Linked DNA regions of Homo sapiens: region 2 is linked to region 1. Evidence: read pairs that join two places in POLR2A ChIA-PET (ENCODE). Cell type or tissue: PC-9. All regions are shown on one strand. Each heading gives the region's core, and the rest is flanking DNA. Links, peaks and the distances in the headings are about the cores only. Region 1 has its middle 97 kb from the start of LINC02115. Region 2 has its middle 130 kb from the start of MACIR.

Region 1 (7,037 bases), core at 1,615-5,614:
TAGCCAGGCATGGTGGCATGCACCTGTAGTCCCAGCTACTCAGGAGGCTGAGACAGAAGAATTATGAACCCAGGAGGTGGAGTTTGCAGTGAGCCAAGATCGCGCCAATGCACTTCAGCCTGGGTGACATAGCGAGACTCGGTCTCAAAACAAAACAAAACAAAACAAAACAAAACAAAACAAAAAAAATTTCACATAAATAGACTACTTAAAACGGATGTGGGAAAATATCATAGCTAGAAAATTTGGAGTTTCATGGAACATAATCCATAAAAAAATCTTATTGGTTTTATTTTCATTTCAGATCCAAAAAACAATCAATCAAAACCATCATTTTAGTCCTCCTTTCCTCTCTCTTTTTCTCCCTTATCTGCTGACAGTGCCCATATTGAACATCTTTCTTATCAATTACAGGATGAAGGAAAATGGCCACCTCTAGAAGTAATAAAATTAGAAGGTGCAGAAGTTAGCATTGATAGCAGCTTGGGAAAACCATTTGTGTTTAACTGTGTGCCTCAGTCTGGAAATAGGACTTTTTGCCTCTATGCAACCTCAAACCAAGAAATGAAAAGGTAATTCACTAATCTTTTATCTTACATAGTTTCACTTTGAATGAGGGAAATGCTTCTTCCACAGCAAACTTACAGATTCTTAAGATCGGAAGCAGGAAACAACAGATTCACAGTATGAGTCAATAAATATCTTTTTTCCCACCCACCCCCCTTAGGTAGGAAAAGTTTGATTCTTCATTTTCCCTCCAGATTTGTTCTAACTATTTCCAAAGAACGTAAGGATCATACGCTAACTCACCTTAGGTCTCCATTTTTTCTTGAAAAATGTAATTATTACTGCAGATCTCATCTAGCATTTCCAAAACTTGCCAAGTGTATGTATTTTAAGCTAATTGGATGAATAAATAGTTGTAGGTATAAAAATAATTTATCAGGATCACAACTTAATAAAATATAGTGAGAAAAGCAAAATACTCATAATAATGTAGCTTTGCAGAGGAATGAAACTAGTTGATATCTTCACATACAACCAAAATGGAGGAGGATTGTGCTTACAATCTAAGAGGGTAGCCTATGAGCTCTGATCATTTAGCCACCATAATCATTACTCAGTCCCTGAGGGAATGGAGATCATAGGTCAATCCAATGAGTCGACTGAAAACTATTGAAAGTAATGCTAGAGTGAGGGGTGAGATATAGTGGCGGACAAAAAGTAAATGACAAAAAGGCCACAGGTCAACAGTGTTTAGTATCAATGACACATTTCCTGAAGAACGTTTGGGCCCAGCTCCAATCTTCAAGGTAGTCCTAGGCTGAAACATATTAGGCAAACAATACACCATCTCTATTTGTGGAACATTGTAATATTCAAAAGCATGGCACTCTAAAAGACAAACAAGAAAACATGATAACAATTTGATTGTACTTCAATTAATGCACAAAATATTTATTGGCCATCTAGTATGTCCAAAGACACTGTCTTAAGATCTCTAAAGATTATTAGTATAGTGAAGAGCCAATCCTTGCCCTCAAAAAAACCCTCTTAACTAAGAAGATAGGGCATTTATTTCAATATATTGAATCCAAAATAAAAATTGAGAAGTGCAATAGGAAAAGACAAAGTGGCATAAGAATTGAGAGTAGGAAGAGAGGTTTTCTAGATGGGGGTATGAAAGAGTTGTTTATAAAGGGTATGGTATAGGATTGGATAAGCATATAACAGAGAAGTAGAACATAGGATGGCAAATGGAATAAATCAAGCTTTGGGGAGAGTAGCAGGCAGTATAATTTGATTGGAAGTTAGGGGATTAAAAGAAAATTTAAAAAGATTAGCAAGATAGGGTGGGCTGAATAGGCTGGTGCCTAGCTAAGGAGGCAAAACTAAGAAAATTCAGTCCTCAGGGAGGGGCGTTAATGGTGTGCTAAAGGAGGCCTCTATGTCCAAGGAACACTTAGGGAAAGACTCAGGACAATGATTATTTACCAGTCTTTCCATATTTTAATAGTCAGTACCTTACAGTTAATATACCAATTGTTATTAACTTTGTTGGTGTTAATAAATTCATATATCTTTGTAAAGACTGACTACATTTATTCTCAGGCATTAAGTAAACTATAGTAAAGGAGAAGGATAAGAATATTTCAAATATGCCAAATGGAAGTGCGATTTTGCCACCTAGTAACACCAATTTTGCAAATGTGTCACCCTTCAACTATAAACTTAGAGCAATGAAATATATCTGAGCCTCAAGACTGTTCTGCCTCAACAATGGGTTCAGTAGAAACAACAAGCTCCTCCAAGTGATATTTATCCAGTTCCCCAAGGACATCTCCTCTCACTTTACTGTCTTTCAGGTGGCTTGAGGCAATGGACAAAGCGGCCCGTCTTGTCCGCCAGGTAAAATTTCCTTGATATTTATCTCTTCTTTCATTTTGCATTTCTTCTCAGAGGGAGAAAGGAACATGTTAGATGTCATGCAGTCTACCCCGGGACGTCTCAGATGTGTTCTAAAAGCTGGGAAAGAGGATCTTAAGACAACAGGGTTTTTTGCTCAGTTCCTATGGGGGAGCTTGCATTCCTGCTGCTCTTTTCATTTTCAGGAGTTTGTATGCCATCCTTCTCAGTAAGACTCAGTGGGGAGTCACAAACTGGGGTGGAATTTCTGTTTCACATGAAGAAGTCCAGTAGTTCCCCATGGATGACAAACCACTGCTGCTGTTTTCTTTTTACTCTCCAAATATAAGATCTCAGGGATATCTCAGGATGGTGCTATTGATTGAGCAGCTTACTAGAAAATGAGTGTGTTATAATTCAGAAATACAGTGCTTTATGTTAGCATCCTTGTTCTGTAGACATATAAGGCCAATTTTCACAATTCCTGCCCATTCATGATTCCAAGCTTTGGAGCAAGATGGTTTTTAATTTAAATTTCACCTACAAACTGATAGATAACTTTATAACATCAACAGGCGAGTCATCACCTCAATGTCTAAGGCATTTGATATTTCTCTTTCTGAACTTGTTCTACAAACTGTTAGGGGAAAAATTGCTTTAATACCAATTGTTTCATTTTTATGATATAGATATGATTTCTAATGAGATTATAGATTTCCTTTAAATATGCTCATTTCCTCACAAAATGGTATACAAGCAAAAGTAATTATCAATTGTCTTCTCTACATATTTTGGCTCTGTGCCTTTGGGAAAATTTGGATTGTTTGAGCTTAAATGTACTGCCAGGTACCCTGTAACTGTCCTTTCAGAACAATAACAAGCATCATCATTGACAAACAACAGGACTTGTGTTTCATTTTACCTGGAACACAACGTTGAGCACACACATTCATCTCTCCAATGTGTCATCCTAATGAGCCTCAATATTTTTAAGAGGCATTTATTCTGCTAATGCACTCAGAGTCTGAAGCAAAGTGGAAAAAATGAACACCCAAACTCCCAGCAGGCTCCCATTTCGCAGCAAAGAACACAGCAAACTCTGCCTTCTGAAATCATTTGCCCTGCCATGTTAAAACTAAAGAGCAAAAATGAAACCAAACAAAGAAGAGGAACTGGCAAGTACAGGCAGGGCATTCTGATAAAGAGATAAAGCACAGTGCTCCCAGCCTCAGGTCACAGTTCCCAGAGTTCCCTCCCAGTTCCCAGGCCTGTGGAGGAAGGGCTGCCCTCCAGAGAAGAGAATTTTAATTTATCTTTGGCCTTCATGTCACTGACTGTGAAAGCCTAAGACCTGAGTTGGCCTGGGGCATTTAACTAGTTCCATTGCACAAAGGAGAGTTACAGGTAAGGAAAAGCACGAACCAAGGATTGCTATTCGTCACAGTGGACATACCAGGAACAGGGCTAGGAAGACAATCCCAATGGTGAGTGAGGTAACATCTTCCCAGACATGTTACCTAACTTATCAGGCTCAGCGCTTATAGACAGGGGCATTAAAAACAGTCTTTGCTAAGGTGCTTGTTTCCATTGCCTTTCTATACATGATTCCCTGTTCTTTGACTGATATACTTTTGATTTCCTCAGAATAAAATAGAAGCCAAAAAGAAGGGATGTCTATGGACACGAGAAGGAAAAAGAGTACTTCCCTATAGACAATGGATAAGTTTAGGTTTTCTGGCTAGTTGCTCGGGTATTCAGATTGTCTTAGCAAGAACCACGTAGGGCAGTGGCTTCCCTAGTGTCAGACAGACTTGGTCTGGGAGTTGAAGACTTTTGGCACAGGATGACCACTCAGCTGACCCTTTTATGTTACACCTGCAGAGCCATGTCTGGGAAGATGTTACTCTGCACAACAGTAGCCTCCCACCTCTGGCTATCAAGAACCCAGGGTGTCTGGGTCTTCTGCACCAGCTGGATATAAACACGGACATGTGGGTCCTGCACTATTGCATCTTGAAAGGATGGTTGGCTTGTATTTCTATGATAACAATCGCTCTACCCAAGCCTCAGGTATGGACTCAAATTTCACTTGAAATAATAGTAATTACAATAATAATAGTAGCAACATATTAGTTTTATTGATCTTCTACCTGGCCCTGTGCCATGTGCTTTACCTAAATTCTTCCATCAGTCCTCCAGAGAAGAGGTATTATTACTGTTCCCATTTTACAAATTAGAATGGGAAAGTGGCTGCAAAGTGTACATAACTTGACAAGATCACATGTAGTAAGTAATGAAGGTGGGATCTGAAGACAGCCAGGCTAACTCCAATGTACCCTTCACCTCACATTCTATTGCCTGGAAAAGTGAAAAGTAAATTCCTTTATTCTTTTTGTCATTGATGCATTCAGAGTCAATACCAATAGTTTTCTTAGGTAGTGACTTCTCTCTTTTCTCATAATGCCTAAGTCATTGTTATTGTGTAATTTATAAAGAGAAGAGGTTTATTTAGCTCACAGTTCTGCAGGCTGTACAAGAAGCATGGTGCCAGCATTTGTTTCTGGTCAGGGCCTCAGACTGCTTCCACTCATGGTGGAAAGGGAAAGCAAGTCAGCATATGCAAAGATCACACGGCAAGAGAGAAAGTGAGAGAACAGGGAGGTGCTAGGCTCTTTTAACAACCAACTCTTGCAGGAACTAACAGAGCAAAACTCACTCATTAACACGAAAACGGCACCAAGCCATTCATGAGGGATCTTCTCACATGACCCAAGCACTTCTCATTAGGCCCTTTCTCCAACACTGGGGATCTTTCCAGTTTGGAGGGGTCAAATATCCAACCATAGCATTCCACCCCTGACATCCCATAATTCATGTTCTTCTCATATTGCAAAATACGATCATCCCTTGCCACCCCCGTGACCCAAATACCTCCCATTAGCCCCGCTCCTCCAACATTGGGATCAAATTTCAACATGAGGTTTAAAGTGGTCAAATATTCAAATTATAGCACATAGTAGTCCTAATTTGGACAAGTGAGTAACAACAACAACAAAAAAACACATATTAACTATTTTCTTTGGGCAAATTGCTTAACTTCCTAAAACTTAGTTTCCTCATTAATAAAATGGGAATAACAGCTATCAATCTTCCACAAAACTGTTGTGAAGATCAAATGAGTCATTGCTATTAAAGTGATTTAAGAAAGCTCTATACAAAGTTTTCTTACATATATTATTAGATATATTTTATGTTTTACTGTATGTATTTTATTATGTATTATACTTATTAAATTATATATAATAGTTTAAAGTTATATGTACAAATGATCATACAAATAATATAATTTAATAAAATAATTGCACCTGATTTCCACAAAATAAATTACTTAACTTTCTTATAATTTTTGACAAAATATATCATTGGTGTTCTATTTGCAGTTAAATTTTTCCCATATGAATAATCTTTAAATAATTAGCAGTAATTAGCAATTGTGAACATCCTGGAATCTCAGTCATTTAATTTCTTCTTTTAGGATTAATGCTTATGTTTAGATAGGTAGACATGCCAAATTGGAAGGAGGCATCCAGTGACCATTTTGACCTTGGAAGTGTACAAGAGGTACAAAGTGAGCAACACACCATGGCCCGTTTTTCATCACTCAAGATGAACAATGAAATGAGTCTTCTCCACCCTCCCTTCCATTTTAAAACATGACCCTAACATCATTCCACTATGAAGAGATAGTCTTTCTAAGCCCTTACAAAACAGGCTGTTTCTATTCAACCCCAAATTCTTAGTTTTAAACAGCTGATAGCAGGATGGGAATTAAGGTAAACAAAACAATTAAACCTCCAAAGTAGTCACTGACTGGGACTTTTAGTATAAAATATCACTATAAACGTCTGAACTCCTTTAATTACCAAATCAATTAAGCTAATTTTCAAGGGACTGTTTTCATAGACAGAAAGAAAATGCTTGGGATCGAATCCACAGATTACTCCAAATTCAGAACTGTTAGCAAAGTGCTTTTAAACCCCTGGGGCCCAGAGACTGCCACTGATTACAAGAGGTTAAAAATAGTAATGACAGCCACTAGGTGGCTTTTCTTATCCCAAAAGGTCAGAGGCCCTACTTGAACAGAAAAGTCCTAATTAAAGAGCTGCAAAAACTGGTCTATTAAATAGCTTAAATATAATAACAGCAAAAGCAGCAGCTGTCATTCAGTGAGAGCAGCTCTTGTACTAGGCACTCTGTTGAGTGCTTTTACTTATTATTTCATTTAATTTCTACAACAACCCTATAAGGTAGGTTATAGGTTATTATCCCACCTACAGGTTTAGAAACTGATGCTTAGCAAGGTTAAATAATTTGCCTAAGTTCTCCTAAATAGTAAATGGTGAAGACAGAATTTGAACCCAGGTAGCCTAACTTATCAATAAAAAGAAAAAAATTGATGAAGAAGAAGAAAATGAAATTCCTGTTTATATTCAGCTCTTATCGTTGCATAACTCTTTCTAGAGATGTCTATCATTCTTTGTTGCCTCTAGAGCACGCCAGGGCCTTATATTTTGTCCAGAAGCTCCTGTTTCTGGCCTTATCTTCCGCTGTTTCTGCTAAAGTACCCTACA
Region 2 (7,037 bases), core at 1,859-5,858, 55 kb after region 1:
AAAAAAAAAAAAAAAAAAAAAAAAAAATCAGGACAGCTCCCTCCTGCCATCAAAAGGGCATGAAGCAGACCTACAGGCAGAGAATTCAGGCAACTCTTACTCACCCCACCCCCACCTTTTTATCTATTACTGAAAGCCTGGCAGTGTGATTGCTCCAACACAAAGCTTGCCTCCCAGGACTGCAGCCTTTTCACAGCAGTTGCACTTCTTCATTTGTAAGTTGATCGCATATTTATTGAGTCCCTCCCAGTGTCTGAGCACTGTGCCATGCACTGAAAATATAGCAGTAAACAAAGCAAAGCTCCTTTTCTCAGAGACCTTACAGTGCATTGGGGTTAAACAGGCGAGGACCCAAGCAAATACACATATAGTTTCAGGCCATGACAAATGTCACGATAGCAGCTGTGGCATGGTTTAATAACAACCCCAGAGAGGTGGTCGGGGAAAGCTTCTCTGAGGAAGTGTCACTTCAGCTGAGCCCTGCCAAGCCTCGGCACCAAAAATACTCCCCAAAGAACATGAAAGAGGAGAAATGTCCAGAGAGTTCGATAAACCTGTGCTTTGATAAATGCTCTTGTGTCTTATCTCCCCAATATCTTAAGGTGAGGTATTTATGATTGAGGACACAGCTGTGGAATGGATTCAACTTGTTTGGGCACCAAAACCCCGGAAAGGCCACATGGTATAATGCAAAGAGAGAGAGATCCAAATTCCCAGCACCCCAATGGCTGTGTCACGTTGAGTGTATTATTTAACTTCTATAAGCCTCAGTTTTCTCACTGGGAAAAAGTAGGTTGATGTAGGTATGAAGTTGCAGAGCATATGAAAATTACCTGGCATGATTCTGGGCTCACAGTAGATACTCAAGGAGTGTTCATCAAAGCCATAACAACTGTGTGTGTGCACCAGGTATGAAATTATTTGCAGACTTCTAAAAATTTAACTAAAATTTAACTCTCCCAATGAAATAGATGCTATTGTTATCACCATCTTAAAGATGAAGAAACAGAAGCTGAGAGGCCCTAAGTAAATTGCTCCATTGGTAAAGTTGGTAAAAGAGTTGGTACTCAACCCAAATCTGGCTCCAAAGCCAAGCAATTAACTCACTCCACTAGCACAACATGCGTATGCGGGGAGTTCCTGAATCCAAGCCAATTCCCACCACCTCAGGATAAATCAGAAGCCATGTACCTTAATATTCCATTGCCATCTTACATTCCTTACAGAGGATCACAAAGGAAAAGGAGTGCCATTCCATTTTGACTTTTCTGTTTTATTTTCTCTCAACTAAAATGGCACAATCTGGAAGATCTTTTGCTTAACTCTATTTATTAAGAAAAAATAGACTGGAGTGAGCATAGCTTGGGTGGGATTCCTATTACTCTGTGCAGTAAGTGGTTTATCACACACAACCACACCGTGACAGATTAGTTCCGGTGATAGAAATGGCCCGCGAGCAGCATACCACTTTGTCACTTATCGCCAAAGAAAAGCTGTCTCCACAAAGATGATGTCTCCAAAGTGATGATGTACTTTGTCTGACAAATCAGCAAAGTGCAAAATGCAAAATGCAAAATAGCATAAGCTCAAAAAGACTGTCCATTAAAAAAAACTTCCATTATTATATATTCTATTTATAGGGAATTAGAATTTATAAGGAACATTACATATGTTTACATGTAAATTAGTTACCGATAAACAAAAGGGAAGATAAATCAATAATTATTTTAATAATAGCTGTGACGTCTATATTCTAGGAGAGTTGCAGGAATAGGAAAAAAAAATAAGTACATGAAGAAGCATTTTGAGAATTATGGCTGGGTACGGTGGCTCATGCCTGTAATCCCAGAACTTTGAGAGGCCAGGGAAGGCAGATTATTTGAGTTCAAGACCAGCCTAGGCAACATACAGAGACCCCCATCTCTACAGAAATTTTTTAAAAATTAGCCAGGTGCCATCGGGTATGCCTGTGGTCCCAGCTACTCAGGAGGCCTAAATGGGAGGATTGCTTCAGCCCAGGAGGTTAAAGATGCAGTAAGCCATGATCACACACTGCACTCCACCTTGGGTGACACAGGGAGACCCTGTCTCAATAAATAAGAAAATTATTTTTCATTCATTTATACCACAAAAAATTATTATGTGCATATTACATGCCTGGCACTATTCTAGGCACTGGGGATGCAGCAATAAGCAAAACAAATAAAAATATGTAACATCAAAACAGCAAATACCTTACCATCATGAAACTGGATACCCTTTTAATGCAAATATTGAATATGATACAAATATTAGTCATTTTTGTTTTCTTAGTTTTGGGATTTCACTCCTATTTAAATGACACTACGCTCCTTTAATTAATTACTTGGCCTTACCAATTTACCAGTTTCCTAAGAGTTCATTTTGATAAGAGAAGGGGGACATAAAAAGGAATATGTAAGGTGAAGGCACTGGGAGTCTGTGCCAGGTAAGATTGTGGAGTAGAAAGAGGAAGGAGGAGAGTGGTGTCTCTCACAATTTTGTCTACCAAAACAGTGGCATCACAAAAGAAATTTCACTATTAATACAGTCTAAGTAAACCACCTGCTACTGCTTTCAAAAAAAAATCACTCAACACATTTCAAAGTCAGATAGAAACAATGTGTCTGGTCTGAATTACTATTCCTTCCATTAGCATGGATAATCAAGAGTTTACTGTGTGTGTTCAATCAAAGCTAGCCTCAAGCGAGTCCTAAAATATAGCAATTACATGGTTTTCTCCCACTCCTGCCTTGCACAATGGATCCTGAAGGAGAAGAAAGCTTCAAACAGGCTGAAGCATAATTCTTAGTGCGTGGGTAAATCTGAAAAAGTACAGCATTTTAAAATAGGTAGGAGAAAGGAGCAGGGGTGTGTCCTACCCTAAAACATCAAGAATAGTCCCTTTTTAGAGGAAAGAAGATGAGGCCAGAGTGACAAAATGAGATCTAATTGGTTACTCTTTACTTCTAAAAGAAGATCCCAGGGTATTGAGACCATAGGCCAATCCAAAACAGTACTTAGCCGAAGCAGGCTACTGAAAGCTACTTAGTAATAAAAAGAGAAAAGAGAGAGAGAAAGAGAGAGAGAGAGAAAGACAGACAGAAAGAGAGGGGGCGATTGTCAGATCTCTGTGAGAAGGAATGGCACCATTATGCTTGCATTTTCAGAAGTGGCCCTCCTCTTATCCTAGTTTCAAAAGAAGCCCCCTCTATTCACCTTCTCATTAAAAACAGCCTCTCTAGAAAAAAATGCTGAGACCACACAAAGCAGGACATTCATCACTAGGGCAACCCGTGTACTCAATGAAAGCTAGAGAGCACAAAGGGCTCGCTTAAGGCTTTGCAGGGAAGCTGGTTCTCTCTGCCTCTCAAACCATATTTCAGATTTAATGGTAGACTCAGGTGTGAAACATGTTCTATTTTTTGTTTGTTTCTACTAGGGGTACTTATGAAGAATGAAATCGTCCCTTTAACTTTACTTTTTAAAGCAAGTAAGTTCTTGGGTGGCATTAAGCACCAATTTTTTATTTACTAAGACATCACCAGCTACATACCAACCCATTTTATGCCATCCCATTTGTAACATCTAAATTCAATGTGGGCAATTGTCTCCCAGGATGGCCTAGATATTAAATCTGCAAGGACAAGTCACATATACCTCTTCCCAGCTTTGCCCCTACCTGCCTCTTCCTCCCCACTGCCTTTCACCCATCCTCCCTGTTAAAGACTTCCCCAAACCCAGCCCCCTGCCCACACACACACAGAAACACACACACATTGCCTTAGGGCCGGCAGCAGCCTACCTAGCAATAGTACAAATATAATGTGTGAAATGACACCAGAATCTGGCTACAGCACTATTCACACATATAATGAAATTTGCTGCAAGTCATTGTCTTACGTAGTCTTTTTAAGGGCTTTGAGAGATTAAAATTCTAAAATACAAATCTCCATTCAATAGAGGCAAGGGGCAGACAGTCTTGCAGCAAAGCCATCACACACTCACTTTCAGGTCATGTGCATCCCTGATCAGCCCTGCTTTCCTCCTGGGCATACTTACAGATCTCTTCCTTTTCCTAGAGATGGAATAAAATCACTACATTTGGCCAGAATAATAATATTGTACCACAGCTTTATTTTAATTTGCTGTTGACAAAGCTTTTTTCTCAGTCACTTCTCAGAGAAATAACATCTCCTGAGAAATCATCTTTATCATATTAGAATCTCAAGCAGAAGTTCCATTGTGGACACCTGGGGCAATTTTCTCAGATATAGGACAGACTTCAGCTGGAGTGTGAAATTGGATCTTTTTTCTTTTTTGAGTATTCCTAAGGATGGAGTGAATTGGTTTTGTACTTGTTTCATAAACTATTCTTTCATTTTGTTTTAAATATACTCAAATCACCTAAAGGAGAATCTTAGAAGAAACTCAGCTGAAATACCAGCTAACTCTCACATTTACCAAAATAATTAGAGAGGACAGAAAAATGACCCTATAGAATTAATAATAACCAAAAAAAAAAAAGTATCAAGTTCTGAGTCAGGTTCCAGGGAGTTCAAGGTTAGTAACACATAAATTCTGCTCTTGTGATGTTTTCTCTTCAGTGAAAATAAATAGGACAGACTATCCATTTTGAAAATGTTCAGCATTTCAGAATAGGTAATGCCTTGTGAGTATCCACCTAAACAAGGGTTCTTTTAGGTCAATTTTCTTGAGTTTAAAGGGGTCCTGAGATCAAAATGTTTGAAAACCACTGTTTTAGCAGATTGAGAAGAAAGGAAACAGAGAGGTAAGGTAAGGTGCTGAAGATGAGGAGATGCTGGGAGCAGGGGAAGAGTAGGAGATTGGAGAAATGTGGGGAATATTTGAGTTAGTTCCTAAGGGGAATGTGAGGGATATGACGACTGAGAACAGGCAGAACTGCTAGGTAGCATCGAGAGTACTGCTAACTCAAGTTGAAGACCATCAATTTATAGTGAACCAAATCACTGGATTAAACATTTTATTAACTTTATTATGAAATGTAATATACATATTAAAATGTATGTACATATATATTTATGATTAACAGGCATAAAACAACCCCAATAAAAAGGGGGCAAAGGACATGAACAAACACTTTTCAAAAGAAGACATATATGCAGCGAATGTGAAAAAATTCTCAACATCACTATCATCAGAGAAATGAAAATCAAAACCATAATGAGATACCATCTCACACCAGTCAAAACAACTATTACTTAAAAGTCAAAAAATAACATGCTGGTGAGGCTATGGAGAAAAGAGAATGCTTATACACTGCTGTTGGGAGTGTAAATTAGTTCAGCCACTGTGGAAAGTAGTTCGGAGATTTCTCAAAGAACTTAAAACAGAACTACCATTTGACTCAGAAATCCTATTACTGAGTATATACACAAAGTAATATAGATCATTCTACCATAAAAACACATACAGGCTTATGTTCATCACAGCATTATTCACAATAGCAAAGACATGGAATCAACCTAAATGTCCATTAACAGTAGACTGAGTAAAGAAAAATGTGATACATATACACCATAGAATACTATGCAACCATAAAAAAGAATGAGATAATGTTCTTTGCAGCAACATGGATGGAGCTGGAGGCCTTTATCCTAAGCAAACTAACACAGAAACAGAAAACCAAACACCACAAGTTCTTACTTGTAAGTGGGAGCTAAATATTGAGTACACGAAAACACAAAGAAGGGAAAAACAGACACTGGGGCCTACTTGAGGATGGAGGCTGGGAGGAGGGAAAGGATCAAAAAACTACCTATTGGGTGCTATGCTTATTACCAGTGTGACAAAACAATATGTATGCCAAACACCCACAACATGTAATTTATCTATAGAACAAACCTGCGCATGTACCCCGAAACCAAAAGTTATAACTATTTAACGATAAATATGTATATTTTAAAGTTTATCAATACATTTACACTCGTGCCAGATAATGAAGGACCATAGAATGCTTTCACTGAGTTTTCTCATTTAACATGTCATTATTAATCATGTATTTTTATACTATGCTTTAACTCTACATTATTATCTACAGTAAGTGTTCATTTATATTTACCCTGTATTTATTACTTTCTTTATTCTTCATTTCTTCTTTCATTTTAGGTTTTTCACTTGGGCTCACCCTTTCCTAGTGTGAATTTCCTTTAGTGATGGTATGCTAGGGGTAATGTGCCCTATTTTTATTTGTCTAAAAATGATCTTATTTCATCTTTATTTTTTACAGATTTTTCTCTGGGTATAGAACTTTAACTTGGCAGGGTTTTTTTTCCCCCAAATATTTGGTAATATCATTCCAATGACTTCTGGTTTTCATTGCTGATTGTGGAAGTCAGCAATAGGGCTAAATATTGCTCCTTTGAAAGTACTGACATAATTCTCTAGCCACTTTGAAATGATTCTCTTTGGTGTTGTGAGGTTTTATTGTAAAATAACCAGGTATGACATTCATATTTAATCTACTTGGTTTTTGAATCTGATTGATTTTTGAATAATTGGGTTAGTTTATTTCGGTTGTGTAAAACTCTCAATCATTTCCTCAAAAATTGCCTTTGTCCTCATTTTCCCTCTCCTTATACCTTCTTCCATGAATTTTAACCTCTCCTTTTGTACCTTTCTCCTTTTTGTCTCCCCATTACTTATTTTATGTATTTTCTTTTCTTTTCATCTATATTTCCATTCACTTTCCCTCTAGTTGTAGATCCAGACATTGGGTTTAATTTGGGTTACCTTTTTTTTATGTCTAGAAATATTACTAGGCTCTTTTTCATGTCTAGTAGGTCAAGTTTTATAGTTTTGTGTTTGCTGCTTATTTCTTCAAATAGAGTAAGCATAGATGTTTACAATTTATACCCAATTATTTCGATATGTTAAATCTTTGTAGACCAATTGTTTCTGTTAGTCCTAATGTTTTCTACTTATGATTTTCTATTGCCGTATGTACTTGCCTTTATTTTTGACAATATAATTTTCAT

The links. Peaks named below come from ENCODE experiments on the same cell type or tissue, not always from the same donor. Only the 100,000 strongest peaks of a DNase experiment are listed, where the experiment ranks them.
Region 2: POLR2A ChIA-PET joins it to region 1 with 5 read pairs; 2 of 35 experiments call an interaction of 5 or more read pairs at or near these places.

What each region holds. Positions count from the first base shown.
Region 1 is chr5:103,441,191-103,448,227 of GRCh38, reverse strand. It overlaps the pseudogene PDZPH1P. Among named protein-coding and RNA genes, the nearest start is that of LINC02115, 97 kb to the left of the region's middle. RefSeq lists a silencer at 5,030-5,248. In PC-9, for the core only: no CTCF peak of the experiment used is centred there; a DNase peak (open chromatin) is centred at 3,727; H3K4me3 peaks cover 1,302 bases; H3K27ac peaks cover 1,570 bases.
Region 2 is chr5:103,386,278-103,393,314 of GRCh38, reverse strand. No RefSeq gene overlaps it. Among named protein-coding and RNA genes, the nearest start is that of MACIR, 130 kb to the right of the region's middle. In PC-9, for the core only: no CTCF peak of the experiment used is centred there; no DNase peak of the experiment used is centred there.